2 separate regions of the Homo sapiens genome follow, and region 2 is linked to region 1. Evidence: chromatin loops called from intact Hi-C (ENCODE). Cell type or tissue: dorsolateral prefrontal cortex. All regions are shown on one strand. Links, peaks and the distances in the headings refer to the core of each region. The heading gives the core; the rest is flanking DNA.

Region 1 (10,754 bases), core at 1,065-9,064:
TAAAAAGAAAAAGAAGGGCCAGGTGCAGTGGCTCATGCTTGTAATCCCAACACTTTGGGAGGCCAAAGTGAAAGGATTGCTTGAGTCTAGGAGTTTGAGACTAGCCTGGACAACATAGTGAGACCCCAACTCTACAAAAAAATTAAAAATTAGCCAGGCATGATGGCGCACGCCTGTAGTCCCAGACACTCAGAGTACTGAGGTGGGAGGATCACCTGAGCCTGGCAGTTCAAGGTTGCAGGGAGCTGTTATTGTGCCACTGCACTCCAGCTTGAGTGACAGAGCAAGACCTTGTTTCAAAATAAATAAATAAATAAATAAATAAATAAATAAATAAATAAATAAAAAAGATGGGGCTGGAGGGGGGAAGAATAAATTCACCTGAAGCTAACCGAATTCTTTCCTTAGATAACCTCATATTCAAGATGAAATTTCTCATGCTTTTTCTTCCATCTGAATGCCAACACAGAACCTTTTAAATATTATAAATGGAGATTATAAGGGAACCAGCAGTAGCAAACATATTTAAATCAGTTAAATACATTTAGAAATAACAGTATTTATAAATTTGACAGTAGCCCTGGTTTTGAGAAATGTTGTTAACAGATGGAGGAAATAGGTGGTATGGGGCTATATTCTTTGGTGTCACTCAAGATGACACTGCAGTCTTCCTGTTCCCTGACTGCTCCACCCCTAATGCTCCCTGCCTCTGTGCTGATGCTTGCCTCAGTTAGCTGTTAATTCCTCTCTTGCTATTGAAAAACAGTGAAACAAAATAAATGAAACCAGGAATTGTGACTAGGATGTGATGGGCTCAGAAGCATTCATCCGTGCAATTATTTCATTAGAATTCTCTCATATTTTTCCAATTCCTTCTTTTTTTTTTTTAATACAGTATCATATTGGTTTAACCTTCTCCACTACCCATCAGGCTGAATGCAGTAGCTACTTTCTTGCTTCAACAGCATTCATTTTTTATTCTTTCCTCATGCATGAGTTACTCTTGTAGTGTTTTTAAAACAGCTTTCATTATAGTACCTTTCGCCCAACTATTTCTCTGGATGTTCAAGAATGTCTTCCATAATGTGAACCCACTTTTTTTAAACATTTCCAACTTATTACACCATGTGCATCCCCTAACTTAATCAATTACTTCTTTGGGTCTCCTGCCCATGCCTTTATTAAACTGTTCCACTTTATTGGAATATCCTCTTTTCTTACCTCCATTTATCCTAAAAGCAGTCATTCCAAATTCAACAAGGTATTTGAGAAGATGTTAAGTAACTTTCCTAAGGTTTCTCTAGTGAGTGATAAGGGTGGGATTCAAACCCACAGAGACTGACTGTAGGGTCTTTGCTCCTATTGCTGAATAAATATCAACACTGAAAATTCAGAATGAGACTTCATGATGTCATTCATGTTTTAGAACTTGGAAACAAGATTAAAGTTAGCACTTAGTATAAACTTGGGGTTTCCCAAAGCACTTTTAGAAATCCTATATAAGTAAATGTAACTCAATATTTGTGCTAATTGTCATCCATAAGTTTTAACACTAGGCAGCTACAACCATATTTACATAAATGGAACTAACTTATGAAAAAATATGTTAAGTATGTGAAAAATGATATTCATGGGATGGTAATAATTCCATTTCTAAGAAAGTATAACTCAAGGCAAAATTAAAATTATTTCCAGAAGCAACTGACCATGTGCATGCTGATTTTCAGTTCATCTAGTTTGTAGTAACAATGCAATGTTAGTCACTGAACCACAGAAAAATTGGAAATAAATACAAAATTATTAGGCCTAGATACAAATACAATGCTGCAAGTTGACAAATCAATAATGCTACTATTAAGTAGATTTATTTGGAATAATTACCAGTGCATAATCATATATTTTGAATTAGCAATAATCTCTTTAGAATACTTAGGAGTCATTTCAGGCAGCTAATAAAGATACGAGCCATTGTTTAGTTGTATAGAAGAAAAAAAGCGGTTAAAAATTAAAAACAAAAGAATAAAACATTAAATGTTATGCTGCCATTCAGTGCTCATGGTCATTATCCTGAATGTGGTATTTAGATCTGATTGTTCATTTCAGGACTTTTATTTTGGAAATAAAACCAAAGAACTTGGAGAAGAATATGGATAGAAGAATTGCAAAGAGGTCATGTGAAAAAAGAGAAAAATATAAAAATTATTTGTAGAAATACTTTAAACTAGTGAATGTTAATTAGTAGGAATTATAAAAACTTTTCAAACTAGATAATATTTATGCAATTCTTACTATGTGCCAGGGCAGTACACTGACCTATTTAAGCCTTACAAGGAGGTATAATGTTTGCATGTTTATGTCCTAATTTTACTAAAAATGAAATGGCAGCTTAGATAAATGTTCCCAAATATATCTTATCAACATTCTAGAATAAAATGAAAAGTAATCGAATCCTTGGGAGCACTCTGACACATGTAAATTAAAGATCCAGGGAAAAGAAAGTCCTTAAAATTAATGAAAAGTAATGTAACTTCACAAAGGTCCTTTCAGGAATGCACATAGTTTGGTAGATAGTAGTAGTATTGGTTGGAATAATTAGTATATATTGCAGCATTGACAAATATTTATGGTGATTTTCATTTTCTTAAAGATGACACTTAGGTAGGTAAATAATAATTTCAATTTCACTAAAGTAAATGTTTGATTTGACTTACCTGTTTTTTTTTAAAGTATTTTGTTTACTGAAAACAATTTTATCTATAGTTAAGTTGTTTAAAATTATGTAATGAAATATTCGCAGGTAGCTTTGTTGGTTTTCTTCCTGTCATCATTTTTTTAATACTAAATGAATTTTTGTTTATTTAGCTTTTAATGAAAAAAGGAGTTGTTGCCATTTTCCACTTCATTTTGACAGTGATAACCCTAACTTGAATGCTTTGTTAGCAGATCTCTCTCAATAGAAATGAGCTTAGATAATCTGCTTCAAAAAAAGCAAGAAAGGGAAAGTCCATTCAGAAATAGAGTACTAATTATATTACACTGTATGAGACTTTTTGCTTAGAATATCTAAATGATACTTCAGAAAAATAATTATAAATCACTGTTGTATTCTAAGGATAGACTCCTGCAAAAGCCAAAAAAATAACCCAATGCCTTGTGCTCCCCATACATAAGGTGATAAAAGATTATTAGTGTGAATGATCAACTTCCCATAAATCAAATCAACACAGCTCAGCAGGTTAGGGCACATGGAGGTCGATACATTGGTTTCTGTTTGTGAGAAGTGAGCATTTAGAGGATGATTAATCTGCTCTGGAATGTGCTAGACCTATACTAAATAATATACCAAGAACCCTATACACACAGCTCAAAGTCAGGTCCATGTACACCTTGAGAATATGAGCAAATTTACCCAGGATGAAAATTACTTTTTCCATAGCCATTGATGTTCAAATGATAAAAAGGATATAATGAGTTATCTTTACTCTGCATGAAACTAAAGTATACTTTGGTGCAGCAGGTACATTTACCAAGTGGTATTCAAGTGCATAAACTGAGAGATAATACAGCTCTAAAAATTACTAACTCACCCTGGGAGGGTTTTTCTTTTGTTTTTAATTTGGAAGACTCTGATATATAATTTTCAGTTTGAATTTAGAAGATTTATCATAACTGTTAAAAGATATGATTCATATCATTAAACACGATCATTTTCATCACAAAGGAAATGATTCACACACTAAAACCCATGTAAAATATTTTTTCTTTCTTTGAATAATTCCTCTTATTAGTGTGGAGATACTTTTATGCTTATAAATTTACAATTTTTCATTTTCAAATATACGCTGTCAGTATTAACTCATTTCATTTGATAAAGGTTTTTATTTTATTACTTCAAATAAAAAAAGAGTAAGGGTGTATGAGGGTGGGATCCACATCACTGACTCTAAGTATGCTATGTAGAGTGGGGCATACATTTCAGCCACAAAAGAGAGAGATTATCATTATTTCCTGGAGGAAATCACATTTTAAACTTAACTAACTAAAGGGAAACATTTAGAAAGTAAATTAGTTTTTTTCCCCAGACAGTTGACTAGAGATGTTGGATGCCATTTCTCCTCAGAAAGAAGATCAAATTTGCAGGTGAATAATCATGACCCAAGTGGAACTGAGGAAAGTGTGCTGAAACCTGTTGGAGAACCCATACAAAGAAGTTGGGATGCAGAAAAGGAAGGCAGCCAGAATCTGGCAGAGATTGACCCCAGAGGAAGTTAGAGTCCTGACAAAAGGTTACAATAGGGGGATCTCTTGCTCCTCTCACCTGTGTGACAGACTACTAACAGCCAAACTGTCGGGGTTCCCCTATCAATCAACCCAGAACAATGCTGTTTGTTGGTGGCAATTTGGGAACTTCCAGCAGGCACAGCACGAGGCAGCCATTTCCTCCATGTGTGCTCACACTCACACCAAACTCAGACTCAGGTGGCAGGGACCACACTGTTTGTGTATCTGTTATGGGTCATTAACCTACCCAGGGAACCTCAAAACCCACGGTGACTTTGGCAACTACAGAGGTCCATCAGGTCCCTGGGGAGCTGTGGGATCCCTAGAGGTATAGTCCTTCGAGTGTGCTGACCCTAGAGAGAGGGAGAGAGGGGGAATGCAGACTGCCAAAGCGCTCCTCGGAACAGAGGAAATGCAGGTAACAGTGCTGATCTCCAAAGGGGGCACTGTTCTGCCCTAGTGGATAGGTGACCCTAGTGGCCAGAAATGGATCTCCCACTGTCCCGTACACTGCTGCAGAGGTAGCCAAGGCCTTTCCTGTTGGAGGTTGCCGTAAGTGTCCTCCTTCCAGCATTTTTTGGGATAGCTGTGTCCTCAGTGAAGGTGTGCCCACTGCTTAGGCTTGTACATAGAACGGGGCTAATTTCTGCCTTTCTACACAGAGTGGCAGCATCACTGCAAAACAGTGTAAACCAACTAACTGCAGAGTCATCTGTTTGGTGTTGGGGGAAGAGGTTCTGCTGAAAGGTCATTTCATCAGTAGCCACCAGACAGGCATTTCTCACAGACCTAAGTTGCATTGTGGCCTGGAGATAAAGGACAGTGACTATCTGAACTGAAGGCCATGAACCCTGAGATAGGGGCATGATATGGAAGTGGATCATATTCCTGACTTCCCAGGATGGGGAGCTGGTGCAGCCCTCTCTTTACCACCCTGGAAACCTCAGTGCATCCCACCACAAACTCCCTCCATGAGCTTCATTAGGGCAGGTGCTTCCACACATCATCTCAATATCCAAAGGGAAACTGGCTCTGGCACCACCTACTGGAGACCAAACTTCACCAAAAACAAAACAAAAACCAAAACAAAACAAAAAGTGGCTGACAGAAGGACACAGTGCTAGGGAGGACATCAGCTACCTGAGATCCCTGTATTCCTGGCCTCCTAGAAGAGAGTGAATTGGCTCATATGCCCAATGTATAGCTACAACAAGCAGAATTTGAGAAAGCCACCACACAAAAGCTATCTATAACCAATGAATTCATACAGAGCCTCGGTTGTCTAAAAGCACCCAGAAGCCAAATGATCATACAAAATATGTACTACAGTCACACCTTCAAGGGAGGAAAAAATAAATATAAAGTCCCTTGCAAACAATAGCAATTTCAAAAAAAAAAAAAGAAAGAAAGAAAATGACGGTTTCTTTAGAAGAGAAGGAATCAGCTCAGTAACTCCAGCAGTGTAAAAAGAGTGCTTTGACACCTCCAAAAGATCACACTACTTCTATGGCAATGGATCCTCAATAGAATGAAAATTTGAAAATGACAGATAAAAAATTAGAAATATAGACTATAAGGAAGCTCAATGAGATCCAAGAGAAAGTTGAAAACCAACAAAAAATAAACCAGCCAACATCACCTCTAGTGCAACAGCACAGTCTCCAGCAGGACACCCCACAACCTGCTGTCCCAGCTGCTGCCTTGCCTCTACCACTGTGGTGAATGCTCTCAGGGAGGTAGGAACCCCTGTATCCACTTGCACTTTGCTGCAGCTGCCACACTTTGGTTCCCCCGGCAAAGTGAACTCCAAACCTCAAGGTTCAAACCAGAGAACAAAGTTGGGGCCCAATAGAAGTCCCCCAGAATTATAGTACACAGTCCAAAGGTTGAGAGCTGAGTGTTGGCCCCCTAAAATCTCCCAGAAATGAAGCTAGTCAGCTGACTCCACCTTATAACACAATCAAACCCTCATGGTCATCAAATAGGATAAAAGAAAAAAAAAACCTATCCAAAGGTCAGCAACCTCAAAGATTGAAGGTAGATAGGCCCACAAACATGAGAAAGAATCAGCACAAGAATACTAAAAACTCAAAAAGTCAGAGTACCTTCTTTTCTCCAAATGATTGCATCACCTCTTCAGAGAGGGTTTAAAGCCAGGCTGAGGCTGAGATGGCTGAAATGACAGAAGTAGAATTTAGAATTTGAATGGAAAGGAAGTACACTGAGCTATAGGAGTACATTGTAACCCAGTGCGAGGAAGCTAAAAATAATGATAAAACATTATGGGAGATGACAGACAAAATGACCAGTATAGAGAAGAACATAGCCACCCTGACAGAACTTAAAAACAAGAATTTCATAATGCAATTACAAAAGTATTAATAGCAGAATAGGCCAAGTGGAGTAAAGAATCTCAAAGCTTGAAGCCTGGCTTTCTTAAATAAGACAGGTAGAGAAGACTAGAGAAAAAAAGAATGAAAAGGAATGAACAAAACCTCTGAGACATATGGGATTATGTAAATAGACCAAATGTACAATGTCTTGGTGTACCTGAAAGAGATGGGGAGAATGAAACCAATTGGGAAAACATATTTCAGGATATCATCCATGAGGATTTCCTCAACCTAGCTAGACAGGGCAACACTTAAATTCAGGAAACGCAGAGAACCTCAGTAAGACACTCCACAAGAAGATCATCCCCAAGACATATAATCTTCATATGCTCCAAGGTCAAAATAAAAAAACAAAATGTTAAAGGCAGCTGGAGGGAAAGTCCACATCACCTACAAAGAGAAGCCCCTGACTAATAATGGACATCTCAGCTGAAACTCTACAAGCCAGAAGAGAATGGGGGCCAATATTCAACATTCTTAAAAAAAAAAGAATTTCCAAACCAGAATTTTATATCTGGCCAAACTAAGCTTCATAAGCAAAGGAGAAATAACATCCTCTTCAGACAAGCAAATGCTGAGGGAATTGTTACCACCAGACCTGCCCTACAAAAGCACCTAAAGGAAGCATTAAAGATGGATAGAAAAGATTGTTACCAGCCACTACAAATACACACTTAAGTACACAGACCAGTGACACTATAAAGCAACCACATAAACAAATCTGCAAAATAATCATCTAACACCATAATGAGAGTCAAATCCACACATACCAATACTAACCTTAAATGTAAATGGACTAAATGCCCTAATTAAAAGACATAGAGTGGCAAGCTGGATAAAGAGCCAAGACCCAATGGTATTCTGTCTTCAATAGATCCGTCTCACATGCAGTGACCCAAATAGGCTCAAAATAAAGGGATAGAGAAAAACCTACCAAGAAAATGGAAAACAGACAAAAGGAGGAGTTGCAATCCTAATTTTAGACAAAACAGACTTTAAACCAACAAAGATCAAAAAGGACACAGAAGGGCATTACATAATGGTAAAGGGTTAAACTCAACAAGAAGAGCTAACTATCCTAAATATATATGCACCCAACACAGGAGGACCCAGATTCATAAAGCACATTCTTAGGGACCTTCAATGAGACATAGACTCCCATACAGTAATAGTGGGAGACATCAATACCCCATTGATGATATTAGACAGATAATTGAGACAGAAAATTAACAAAGATATTCAGGAACTGAACTCAGCACTGGATCAAATGTACCTGATAGATATCTACATAACTCTCCACACAGAAACAACAGATATACATTCTTTTCATTGCAACATGGCACATACTGTAAAATACATAATTGGAAGTAAAACACTCCTCAGAAAATGCAAAAGAACTGTAATCATAGCAACCACTCTCTCAGACCATAGCACAATCAAATTAGAAATCAAGATTAAGAAATTTGCTCAAAAAGATACAATTACATGGAAATTGAATAACCTGCTCCTGAATGACTTTTGGGTAAATAATGAAATTAAGATAGAAGTCAAGAAGTTCTTTGAGACTAATGAGAACAAAGATACAACATATCAGAATCTCTGGGACACAGCTAAGGCAGTGTTAAGAGGGAAATTTATAGCACTAAATACCCACATCAAAAAGTTAGAAAGAAAGATCTCAAGTTAACAACCTGACATCACAACTACAAGAACTAGAGAAACAAGGGCAAACAAATCCTAAAGCTAGCTGAAGACAAGAAAGAACCAGAATCAGAGCTGAACTGAAGGAGATTGAGATATGAAAAACCATTCAAAAGATCAATGAACCAGGAGCTGTTTTTTTGGAAAAAATTAATAAAATAGATAGATAGACTGCTAGCTAGACTAATAAAGATGAAAAGAGAGAAGAGCAAATAATCACAATCAGAAACAAAAAAGGGGGATATTACCATTGACCCCACAGAAATACAAAGAAACATCAGAGAACATTACGAACACCTCTATGCACATAAACTAGAAAATGTAGAAGAAATGGATAAATTCCTGGACATATACCTCTTCCCGAGACTGAGCCAGGAAGAAACTGAATCCCTGAACAGACCAATAATGAGCTCTGAAATCAAGGCAACAATAAATAACCTACTAACCAAAAAAATCCCAGAACTAGACGGATTCACACCTGAATTCTACCAGATGTACAAAGAAGAGCTAGTGCCATTCCTACTGAAACCACTCCAAAAAACTGAGGGGAGGGACTCCCCCCTAATTCATTCTATGAGGCCACCATCATCCTGATCCCAAAGCCTGTCAGGGATACAATAACAAAAACAAAACAAAACAAAAAACAAAACTTCAGGCCAATATCCCTGATGAATATTGATACAAAAATCCTAAACAAATACTGGCAATCTAGCAGCACATCAGGAAGTTTGTCCACCAAGATCAAGTCAGCATTATCCCTGAGATGCATGCAAGTTCAACACACACAAATTAAGAAACTGTGATTTATCACATAAACAGAACTAAAGACAAAAACTTGATTATCTCAACAGATGCAGAAAAGGCTTTCAATAAAACTCAACATCCATCCATGCTAAAAACTCTCCAATAAACGAGGTATTGAAGACACATACCTCAAAATAATAAAATCCATCTATTACACACCCACAGCCAACATCATACTGAATGAGCAAAAGCTGGAAGCATTCCTTTTGAAAATTGGCACAATATAAGGATGCCCTCTCTCACTATGCCTATTCAACATAGTATTGGAAGTTCTGGCCAGGGCAGTCAGGGAAGAGAAAGAAATAAAGGCATGCAAATAGGAAGAGGGGAAGTCAAATTATCTCTATTTGCAGACAACATGATTCTATATCTAGAAAATCCCAGAGTCTCAGCCCCAAAGCTTCTTTGACAAATAAACAACTTCAGCAAAGTCTCAGGATGCCCAATCAATGTGCAAAATTCACTATCATTCCAATACACCAACAACAGTCAAAGAAAGAGCCAAATCAGGAACAAACTCCCATTCACAATTGCCACAAAATGAATAAAATGCCTAGGAATACAGCTTATTAGGGAGGTGAAAGATCTTTATATGAAGAACTACAAAACACTGCTCTAAGAAATCAGAGATGACACAAACAAATGGAAAAACATTCCATGATCATGGATAGAAAGAATCAATATCATTAAAATGGTCATACTGCCCAAAGCAATTTATAAATTAAATGCTATTCCTATCATACTACCAATGACATTCTTCAAAGAACTAGAAAAAAAAAACTATTTTAAAATTCAGATAGAACCAAAAAAGAGCCCAAATTGACAAGGAAATCCAAAGCAAAAAGAACAAAGCTGGAGGCATCATGCTACCAGATTTCAAACTATACTTCAGGGCTATGGTAACCAAAACAGCATGGTTCTGGTAAAAGAATAGACACATAGAGCAGTGGAACAGAATCAAGAACCAAGAAATAAGACTGAACAGCTACAACTATCTGATCTTTGAAAACATGACAAAAACAAGCAATAAGGAAAAGGTTTCCTATTCAATAAATGGTGCTAGGATAACTGGTGAGGCATATACAGAAGATTGAAACTGAATCCCTTCCTTATAGTATATACAAAAATTAATTCAAGATACATTAAAGACTTAAATGTAAAACCCAAAACTATAAAATCCAAGGAAGAGAGCCTAGGCAATACCATTAAGGACATAGGCACAGGCAAAGATTTCATGATGAAGACACCAAAAGCAATTGCAACAAAATGAAAAAGTTGACAAATGGGATCTAATTAAACTAAAGAGATTCTGCACAGCAAAAGAAAATTATCAACAAAGATAACAGAAAACCTACAGAATGGGAGAAAATTTTTGCAAACTGCATCTGACAAAGGTCTAATAACAAGAGTCTACAAGAAACTTAAATTTACAGGCAAGAAACAAAGAACTCCATTAAAAAATGAGCAACGGATATGAACAGGCACTTTTCAAAAGAAAACATACATGCAGCTAACGAACATATGAAAAAAAGTTCAACATCACTGATCATTAGATAAATGCAAATCAAATCCACA
Region 2 (10,754 bases), core at 1,413-9,412, 260 kb before region 1:
CTGATGTTTTCTCAGTGGTTGCCCTTTTTTTTCTTCCTCCAACAATGCAGAAGATGATGGCAATTCATAAAATATTGTTCAGTTTTGCTCTGCATCAAGCAATGTGTTTGTCTCAAGAAGAAGAAAAATAACAGTTTACTTTTACTCTCTAAGGAGAGCTTACATACACATCAAAGGCACTGTCTTCTGCGTTCTGGTCATCAGCAACAATTCTTGCTCCAGGGCTCTTTGACCCTTGGAGGTCAGTTGGTAGAAAGCCTCTTGCCCTGCTGTTTCCCTGCTCAGTCTAGAAAGAAGTTTACCATGGAGCTTTAAGAAACACAAATGCTCGAAGAACAATAAACTAAGGACTCTGTCAGAATTCATAGCTGAACTTAGGAGGCAAAACAACCACATCCAAAGTTATGGACTGTTTGAATCATGCAAACATCTCTTCTCTCTCATATTTTAGAAAATCTAAGAAGTTTTAATATGGATTAAATATTAAATGATACTAAGGATTTATTTTGTTAGGTTTAATAAAATATTGTATAACAATATGGTCTTGTAAGAAAATGTCACTTTTCTTAGATGATTACTGCAAATTGTAAGGGTAAAATCATACGATGCTTGATATTTGGTTAAAATAACTTAAGAGGGATTGGGCACAGTGGCTCACACTTGTAATCCCAGCACACTGGGAGGCCACAGCAAGCAGATTTCTTGAGCCCAGGAGTTTGAGACCAGCCTGGGCAACATGGCGAAACCCTATCTCTACAAAAAAATTAGCCAGGCCTGATATATCTGTAGTCCTAGCTACTTGAGAGGCTGAGGTGGGAGGATCATCTGAGCCAGGGAGGTCAAGGCTGCAGTGAGCTGTAATCGCACCGCTGCACTACAGCCTGTGTGACTGAGTGAGACCCTGTCTCAAAAAAAAAAAAAAAAAAAAAAAAAAGAAAAAAAGACTTAAGGGGGGTAAAGAATAAAGGAAGTATTATACGGAGGGCATTATATTAAGTGAAATAAGCCATACCAGAATGAAAACTACTGCATGATCTCACTGTTATATGCAAGCTTATTAGATTCTTGATTTGTAATTTAGGAATAATATTACCTCTTTAAAGGGGTTGCATGAGAATTAAGTGTGATGATATAAGTAAATTTCAAGTCATAGTCTCTGGCATGTAAGCGTTAAATGAACTGTAGGTAGTAGCATTGGTTATTTAATAAACATTTGTTGGATTGTTAAAAAAATTCACAAAATCTTGATCACTGTTGAATCTGGGCAATGGGTAAATGGAGGTTCTTGATGCTATTTTCTTTATATATGTTTGAAAACTTTTATAATAAAGAATTCCTGCTTTGCTACTTACTAGCCTGTGACTTTGGGCAAAGCATTTAGCCTCTTTATATTCCGGTTTCCTCAAGAACAAAGCAGAAATGACAAGAGTTCCTCTCTCATAGGTGTGCTGTGTGGATTGAATACAATCCTGTGGGCACAGAGCTTAGTACGGGGCCTGGCTCAGAGCCAGCACTCAATAATTATAGATTATCGTTAGCATAGTATATGGATCTGGGGTCAGGAAAAGACTTTTCCTATCACTTACCCTGTCACTGCTGGCTTATTTGAGCCTCCTCTCGGATCCCCAAGTCAGCAATGCCTTGCGTTATGAAAAATGAAAATGTGTGCAGGCAAATGCAAAAGCTAATGCTTCATTCTAATTGAATACAGCTCTAATGACACATGTACTTTCAAATGATAGAAGTAACCGAGAATTAGTCATTAAATAATGAGGGTAGGGAGAAAGGAGAAATGTGGGAAGGAAAATATACCACAAACAATGTTTGCTGGTTAACACACTTTATATTTAACAAAATAATTTTTTAATAATATATTCTTTTACACATCAAATATTGTTGCTAGAATCCCCTTTTTACAGTTTAGTGTTTAGGTTTTTTTTTTTTCTCACTAGTTTTCAGGCACGCCATTTTTCAAAGATTTTAGAAACTGAATCGTTTTTAATAGGCATCAGCTGACAAACAAGATGTTGATCCCTTATTTTAACATAGCTGTTGTTAAAGCCGAGAACCAAAGGCGGAGGAGAAATAGGAGTACAGAGATGACAGTGTGGCTGCAAACAAAGACTTCACAAGAAACAAACAACAGATGAGACCAGAGCTCTGTTGTTCAGAGTCTGGAAAGAATTTCTCAATGACCTGGGTAGAAGGAAGTTGTAAAATGTTTATCAGTTTATGAGAAATTGTCACAGTATAGGTTCATCTCTCCCTAAAGGGGGAAAAATGTCAGTGCTACAAAATCTTAAAGGAAACAGCCTGCAGTGAAACTTTGAGAAAAAGAAAATCCAACAACAACAAAACCAACCATAAAAATCCCTCTCTCTAGCTGGTTATCAGAGGCCACAGAACAGCCTGCTTTCTGCAAACTCTCTGAAGAGAGATCCTTAATGGATGTCCCATTCAATTCTAGTAAATTCTTGCTGTGACTCTCGCTGTGCCAATGCTTTGATGCAAAATTTCTGCACTTCAGCTTCCCAGTTGTACTCTCTTTCTGTTTTCTAAAAAAGGACATAGTAACTCCTTAATAATAGATAAGGTACTATGCTGCATGGCTCTATTAATGATATTTTCTGAGTTTCAAACCTTATTCCTGTCATTTATTATTATTATTTCTTTCCAAGAGTGTGGATTTTTGAAGTTGGCAACAGGCAACCTCGGGGCAAAGAAAGCTCTATAATACATCTCTGTCTAGACATAAGCTAAAGTGTGGAATTCCTTTACTTTTGAGTGCAGACATAAATCATGCAGCATTGCTCATGAATGATTCATGACTGTCTATATGATGTATCCATGGTGGCAAATGAAAGGCACCAACCTTGCTGCAAATTGGTGTTCTAAGGGAAGGTGGCTTGATGCTCTTCCTCGGGATGGTGCCGGCATGGCTATTTGTATCATAACGCAAGCACAGTGTGCATAAGAATGTCAGGTCTGACTCGTCAGCACGTTAATTTTGGAAATGACAACTCTTTCTTGATGACAGCAGATGCTTCCAGGGAGGAGAGGCTGACAATTTTAAATGAAAAACCAGTTGACAAGACTCAAAAAAATATGTTTCCTGAGGGTGGGCCTATAGCATTAGAAGCCTCACTCTCTATGGAGAAGACTGACCCCTTGGAAATGCTGACTGTGTATGTCCCATAGGGATCAGAAGCTCACAAAAGCCACAGGTGCTGCTAGAGCTTGCCTACTGTGTCCCCTGCCAGAAACCACTCTATACTGATTATTCTAGACCACTGGTTCTCAACGAGGTGAAATTAGGCCCCTCACTCCCACTCCTTAGGGACATTAGGCAATGTCTGGAGAAATTTGGTTGTCACCAGTTGCTGGGATGTTGCTAGTGGATAGAGGCCAGTGATGGTGCTAAACATCCTAAAAGCACACAGGACAGCCCCCACCAACGAATAATGATCTGGCCCCAAATGTCAATCCTACTAAGATTGAGACACCTTGCTCTAGAATATGGCTCTCCACAGGAGCTATGGCAAAGCCCAGGTTGGGGGAGCAGAAAAAGAAAGAACATTGATAATAAAGACAACTGTAAAGTCTCTTCAAGGACCCTATCAGATCTGTGCCAGGGTTTTTAGGGCAGGAGCATGGAATAAGCGACTAACTATGCCATGTGGTTTCAGAATTGTTAATTTTGCACTTGAATCGAGGTGGCATCAGATACCCTGTGTGTTTTGTTTTTTCTGTTACTATACTAGCAGCATTACCAGGGCAACCTAGAGACTCTTCAAAGGTTCACTTTAATTTTTCAGTATCTAATATATACATTTTAAAAAATGTTCAACAAATGGAATTGTATTGTGCAAGACTCACTCTACCCTAATCTTTAATTTAAATCAGCACTTGAGGTGGAAAGGGTGTCCTGAATCTGTGTTTCAGACATAGGGCTGAGTGGTTGTTACTACAACATGGCAAACACAGTCCCGAACCACAAAAACTGCCAGTGTGTACTACTGACTTTTAGCCAAATCTGAACTCAAAAGCCAGAGATGTTCATAAGGATTTGGATTCACAGTGGGTTTTCTCACCCTGGTTCTGGTATTTATATTGCCTGATGACAGTGAGTTTAGAGTGTGTTTAGCTACAAACCAAACTCAAATTTCACATCATGAAAAAGTCTGATGATTAATGCTACAATTTTAAAGATCTGTCTCTCTTTGGATTCTTTAGTTGAGCTTATGGTGTTCTTTACGTAATAGATTTTGATTGGCAGTTTCGAGGTTTTCCATATGAAATGTGTGGTTTGTAAGAATTAAATTGTGAGCCCCCACGTAATGGACAAAGTACTTGTTCCCAACCCTGTCCAGCAATAGGCCCGTCTATGTGCCCACCCCTCTTTCCTTAGTCTACAGGGCATGATTCACCCTAGGGGAGCAATTGACTGGATGCTCTTGTGTTTCCCAGCTCGGGAAAGATATTTCCCCTGACATTCCTTTACCAAACTTTTTTTTTTACACAACTCAAAACTTTACTGTGCAGTCAAATTTAGCCCCTTAGACTCTAAAAGTGAAAAAACAAATATTACAGGAGAACAATGCCATGTACAATGTACAGAAGAGTAAAAATGAAGTAAACCAGGGGACAGTGAGCTGGTAGGTCAGAGGCATTACCAGGGAAGGAGCCTGTGCAAGGCTATTTCTTTCTTTTTGTTCCAGCAATCCAGTCGTCAAGTCACCATCAAGCATTGGTAAATACAAAAGCGATTTAGATAGCTATATACTATATATATTTTATATAGCAAGAGAGAAAGAAATTTCCTCTTAGGAAAATATTCACTTTTGTCAACCCTAGAAAGTTTTGCTGGTGACCCTGTTGTAGCTGGCAGGAGTTTGTTTGTTTTGTTTTGTGTTAAACATGTGCAGTGTTGAAGCCATAGCATCCTTTCCTAAGAACTCATCATTGGGTGGAAGTTTGTCCTACACAGTCTGCTTGCCTTGGCATTCACGTTTCGAACACTGAGCAGGCTTCCACCAGTCCCCGTTGTGACAATGACAGATGTTACATTCGTCCACTTTCACTTCAATGCCAGCTGGAATTATCGTCGTTCCTGCAAAGCAGTTTGGACCTGAAACACACAGATACATTGATTAGTTGATTAAATCTGAGAGGCTCCCTTTCTCCCCACCATCCAAACCCAAGCCCCAAAGCCATAAATGAGTAAGTCAGACTACTCTACTGACTTATCATCAAGGAATTTTCTAGCCATCTCCTTGAAATTCAAAGTTGCAACTCTGCTACCTTTTGCACACAGCTCATATTTCCCGTGTATATTGTGAACTTAAATAAAAAGAGACAATCTTCAAAAAAAATCGTATTTTCTGCTTCCTGAGTACATGCAGTTTTCTAAATTTAGGTTCTGTGGGTTAAACTGTATTTGTTTTGTCCTCTGAGGTGTAAAGGCTGCCAGCGTATGCTCTGAAACACGAGGGAGGGCTGACATGGTCGGCCTCAGATGGTGGCACCCTTGGCCTGTCCTTCTCTTTTCCTGTGGTGGGTATGAGACAATAAACTCGCTCGTTCCCCAGTTTCAGTGCCTCCCCAGCCCAGTTCCTGGAATCCCCAGCTTGTTTCTTGATAACAATGAATAATTCATGACCAGATGATTTATTCATGTCCTGAACAAGCTTTGTTAGAGGTTCATTTGATTTTTATAAATGGACTTCCTTTAATCTGCTGGCTCTTTTTTTTTTTTTTTTTTTTTTAAAGAATGACCCAAAATAGTGGGCTTTTGAAAGTCAGCAGGAATTTTATTTTACTTTTTGACATTCAAAAGCCTTATTGAAAATGTCCCCTGCTCATTATAGATGAATGTTGAAAAAATTCACCAATTTCAGGTTTTTAAAAATTTTTTCTGTCTTTCCCTCCTTTTTCTTACTTTCCCCTTATTTTCTTGCATTTTTTGACCTTCCCAACGTAGGAATATCAGTGTTCAGTGTTAGTTGTTATTACTATAGTTCCCAAATTCAAATGGAAAAAAAAATTGCTTCCCAAAGTGCACTGGATTATAGTAGGATGGTACAAATTGTTCTTTCTTTGAAGCAATTTGGTATTAAGTCTCTGAGGTACACATTTGGGTAAAGAGAGAGAATGTTGAGTTGTGTCTACCAGTGATTTATTAACCTGGCATTATTGGCCACTCACCATAACCACTACAAAGTAACATGGCAATGCATATCAGTATCAGTGCCCTACTTTCACTTTCTTACCCCCTTGATAAGCAAGACTGTCTTTACCATCAAATAAATGAAATCTGGGGCTATGTGTAGTTCCGCTTCATATTTGGAGTCTTGCTTTTTATAAAATTATAATTAATTACAACATATACTTATCAACACAAGGCTATTCAATATGTTATGGTTTTAATTGCCCATTGTTTCAGAGCTCCCAGACCTCAATAGTGCATACACTTACCAGTGGTGGAGTTCCTATGCCTTTCTTCACTCTGTAACACAAACACTTGGCATGTGCTCAAGCGTGAAGAGCCATGCAGAGCAGGAGGGAAATAAGGGTCAGCTCTGACAAACAGCTAGCAAGCTGTCAGCCTTCACCCAGAAGGGTGCTTCTTGTTCATTTTGTTGTTGTTGTTATTGTTTTTGAGATGGAGTCTCACTCTGTCACCTAGACTGGAGTGCAGTGGCGCAATCTTGGCTCACTGCAACTTCTGCCTCCAGGACTTGAGCAATTCTCCTGCCTCAGCCTCCCAGGTAGCTGGGACTACAGGCAAGCGCCATCACACCTGGCTAATTTTTTGTATTTTTAGTAGAGATGAGGTTTCACCATGTTGGGCAGACTGGTCTCGAATTCCTGACCTCAGGCGATCCACCTGCCTTGGCCTACCAAAGTGCTGGGATTACAGGTGTGAGCCACCACGCCTGGCCTTGTTCTGATTCTATGATTCTAAGCCACTGGCCATCCTTATTGCTGATTATTTAAGGGCTACAATATTAATTCCATAGGTCTTGGGATTTAAGTCATTGTTCGATAGATTGGACTGCCTTTGGGTCTACAGCTCCCTGGGAAAATTCAACACTAAACCACGAATTTGTTCTGGACTCAGAACTGAGGGAGTCTTCAGAGAACTTGGCAGAGAGGTTTTTCCAGAATGTAGCTCATTCTCCTGGGGCCGTTGTTGACAGACCTCTCTCAGCCCAGCCAGTTCTAGGCCAAACAGGGTCTTGCCAGGGCCAACCTAGCTTTAATAATCATACTAGAGTGAACTACCACCTATTTGCCTGGAGTCAAACCGGAGGAGGCAGTGGTTCCTCTTGCCACCTGTCCCCTTGTAACCAAGTCTGTTTACCCCAATTGTATACTTTTAACTTTTCCACATGGGAAAATAAAATTCTAAATAGTGGTTTTAAAAGAAGTCCCTGAACCAGGCAAGATATTATCCAGTAAGAGTTTTCCCAGCTTCTTGAGAAGATTTGGATATTCGACAGTCAGAAGAATCTTAACCGTGTGAGCGTGCGTATGTGTGTATGTGTGTGTGTGTGTATGTGTATGTGTAGAGACATGCTACTGGCTCACGGGAGGCTGGGTAATATCAGTGGCACAATAAGAGAAACAGGCAGGGAGGAATCTTTGTGAAAAGAGAATTCTTACAAATTTCTATGCTTATCCTGAAGGGATATTTTACTAGAGCTCTGGTTTTCATATCCACCCCTTTCTGCATATGCTGGTATCGTACTACGGTCAGTGTGTATTTGACTAACCTCTATACACCATTTCTTAAGAGTCATTTAGAATTTGCTGCACTCTCAGCTCAAGAAATATTAATGACTGTATATTGATTGACAGAATGCAAAGAAAGATCTTTGCACGTGCCAGGCCTAACCAAAGGCACTTCTGTAAATCATATGGTAAGCTCTTACCTCTACCTGATGGCCAGAGGTATTTTACAGAATCAAAAATTCCTGTTTGATCTCATTAGCTTTAGTAGTACAGTGATTTTTTATTAGTACCTGTCTGAGAACCTTAGGTGTAACTACAGAAGTCTCAAGTTTGCTGTTAATAGTCTTATCTGCTTAAAAGTAATTTAGATAATTGTCAGGCAGAATGGTTGGCACTATTTAAAATGATTCTGGTTTTAGCCCTTCTTCCTTAATAGTGGTGACAGTAAATGCAAATTTGATTTGAGCATATGAAAGCCCACCATGAGTTCTTTACATAGGAAATCTACCCTTCTATCTACTGTCTACCTTGTATTTGGGGACTGATTTCTTTTTGTCTTGGTCGAAATAAGGGAATACGTTTCTTAAAAGAGTGAATTCAATGGCAAAGCAACGTATTTTAATGCAGAGGATTTGGAGAGACTCCAGAGGGGAGCAATGAAAATGATTAAACTGAAGGCTGGCAAATAGGACCTCTGAGAAAAGGTTAAGGGGATTGGAATTATTTAATCTAGAAAGAGAAGATGGAGGAATAACTCAATAACTCTCAAAGAATGAAGGCTTATTATGTAAAAAATGGTGAACAACTGTTCTCTCCTCCTTCTGGGGTCTAGAATAAGAGAAAATGGAGACATATTGATTCTCAATGAATTGAACACACTTACACATCATGTGAATTCTTCAGAGGACTGAGAACTGAATGTAGTAGTTGCCAGCAATGTGGTGAGGGCCTCTCTTTTAGTGATCTTTAAGAATATAGGAGGTAGGCTGGTTGTGGTGGCTTACACCTGTAATCCCAGCACTTTAGGAGGCTGAGGCAGGAGGATCACTTGAGCCCAGGAGTTTGAGACCAGCCTGGGCAACATAGTGAGACCTTGTCTCTACCAAAAACAGAAAGCCAGGAGTGGTGGTGTGCACCTGTTGTCCCAGATACTGGGGAGGCTGACTGTGGAGAATTGCTTGAGCCCAGGAGGTCGAGGCTGCAGTGAGCTAAGGTTGTGTCAGTGCACTCCAGCCTGGGCAATACAGGGAGCCCCTGAATCGAGAGAGAGAGAGAATGAATATGAATGAAAGAAAGAGAGAATATGAATGAAAGAATGTGAATGAAAGAATGAAAGAGAATGAGAGAGAATATCGGTCTTATCTGTCAGGTATGGTTTAAGTTGTCAGATCCTTGAAGACAGGAACTGAAGGTTTGTTATTTCTTATGGTCCAGGTCTACTACTGTGTCTGACAAATATTAGGAAAGTATAAATTTGTTTAACTGAATGAAATAGTATAAACTAATTATATATTGGAAGTGAACTTATTTTCTGAACTTAGGAATCAGGCTTTATATATCAAGCCTAGTGTTAGTATTAAATATATAGGAGTATTTGATAATGAATGAAAACACATGGTGATAATTTCTTGAACATTTACTTCAAGCCAGGAATTTGTCTCGTTTAATTATTACAACAAACCACATAAAAAGTGCATGTTCTTATCTTCAGGACACTGAACCTCACAGATAAAAAGTAACTTGCCAGAAATCACACATCCAGGAAATGGCATCAATGGGATATGAATTCATATCTCTCTGAAATAGAGGATGCTTCTAATAGCCCAGGAAAAGAGACAGGTAGCTAGGAGTGCATTACTGTATTCCTTTGCCCGGATCCTGAGCTTCTGATCAGAATTTAGAAGTCTAGTTGGTTTTTGTGTTTGCATACTGAGGCAAGAAATTTGATGTGGCTAGAAACAAGTGAGATTGTTTTTCTATAGGTCTTTATCAGGTTTACTGGTTTTATATTGTGTATTTATATAGTCTTCAGAAAACATAATTTATTTTAAAACTAAAGGAAATTTCTCTTGGAGAAGATGCTTGGGCAGTTAGACTTCCCTTTTGACAGCAGTGAAGTTCTCACTGCTGCTGGACATAGACCAACCAAAAAGCAGAATTAAAGTGGCCCATAACTCAGGAGACCTGGGAGGTTCTATGACTTATCAGCTCAAGTGCTCTGTAACCCCCACACAAATGGGGGCCTAAGTGGTCTAGTCTCAGGATTCATATTTGTGAAAATGTGATAAAATTGGAGATGGAATCTTTTACTGGGAGTTGGAGCTAGGAGCAAAGAGGAAAAGGTAGGAAAATTCACACATGAAAACTTTTTTTTTTTAAATGAAACACCTAAGTAATTTTCCCTGCCGGGCATGGTGGCTCACGCCTGTAATCCCAGCACTTTAGGAGGTCAAGGTGGGTGGATTGCTTGAGCTGGAGTTTGAGACCAGCCTGGGCAACATGGCAAAACCCCATCACTATGAAAAATGCAAAGAATTAGCTGGGCATGGTGGTGCACCCCTGCAGTCCCAGCTACTTGGGAGGCTGAGGCAGAAGGATCTCTTGAGCCCAGGAAGTTGAGGCTACAGTGAATTAAGATCACGCCATGGCATTCCAGCTTGGGTGACAAAGTGAGACCCTATCTCGAATAATAATAATTTTCCACATTCTGTTTTTCTTTGAGCACATATTTTGCACATCTATAAAATGAAAACTGGTTGGTAAACATTTTTCCACAGTAGGAATCATTCAAAAGAAATCTTACAAGGAAGAACAATATGAGAAATATATAACAGCAGAGTTGCTCTGGTGAGGTGGCTGTGGAGAGCCCAGGGCTCTATCCTTTCAGCCCCTTTTTATTCCATCTTCTCACCTCAACCTCCTCAAGATAGACCATAAAGCACCTTCCAGTGTATCTAGTAATCAGAGAAAAAGCATTTAAAATGATCTTTTCCAGTTTCAATCATCCAGGATTCTACAAA

Evidence for each region. A loop is a pair of places that touch in the nucleus more often than their neighbours do. Peaks named below come from ENCODE experiments on the same cell type or tissue, not always from the same donor. Only the 100,000 strongest peaks of a DNase experiment are listed, where the experiment ranks them.
Region 2: a loop joins it to region 1, with 2.8 times the contacts of the local background. A loop is called at or near these places in 4 of 110 quality-filtered maps.

What each region holds. Positions count from the first base shown.
Region 1 is chr2:214,305,094-214,315,847 of GRCh38, reverse strand. The region is part of intron 15 of SPAG16 (sperm associated antigen 16); the gene reads right to left. Among named protein-coding and RNA genes, the nearest start is that of VWC2L, 100 kb to the left of the region's middle. In dorsolateral prefrontal cortex, for the core only: CTCF peaks have their summits at 5,083 and 5,308 (motif pointing left); no DNase peak of the experiment used is centred there.
Region 2 is chr2:214,570,046-214,580,799 of GRCh38, reverse strand. It overlaps VWC2L (von Willebrand factor C domain containing 2 like), which reads right to left. Exons shown (of 4, transcript NM_001080500.4): 4 at 1,824-5,128. The coding sequence ends at 4,980. Among named protein-coding and RNA genes, the nearest start is that of VWC2L-IT1, 65 kb to the right of the region's middle. In dorsolateral prefrontal cortex, for the core only: a CTCF peak has its summit at 5,491; DNase peaks (open chromatin) are centred at 5,049 and 5,569; H3K4me3 peaks cover 1,773 bases; H3K27ac peaks cover 3,254 bases.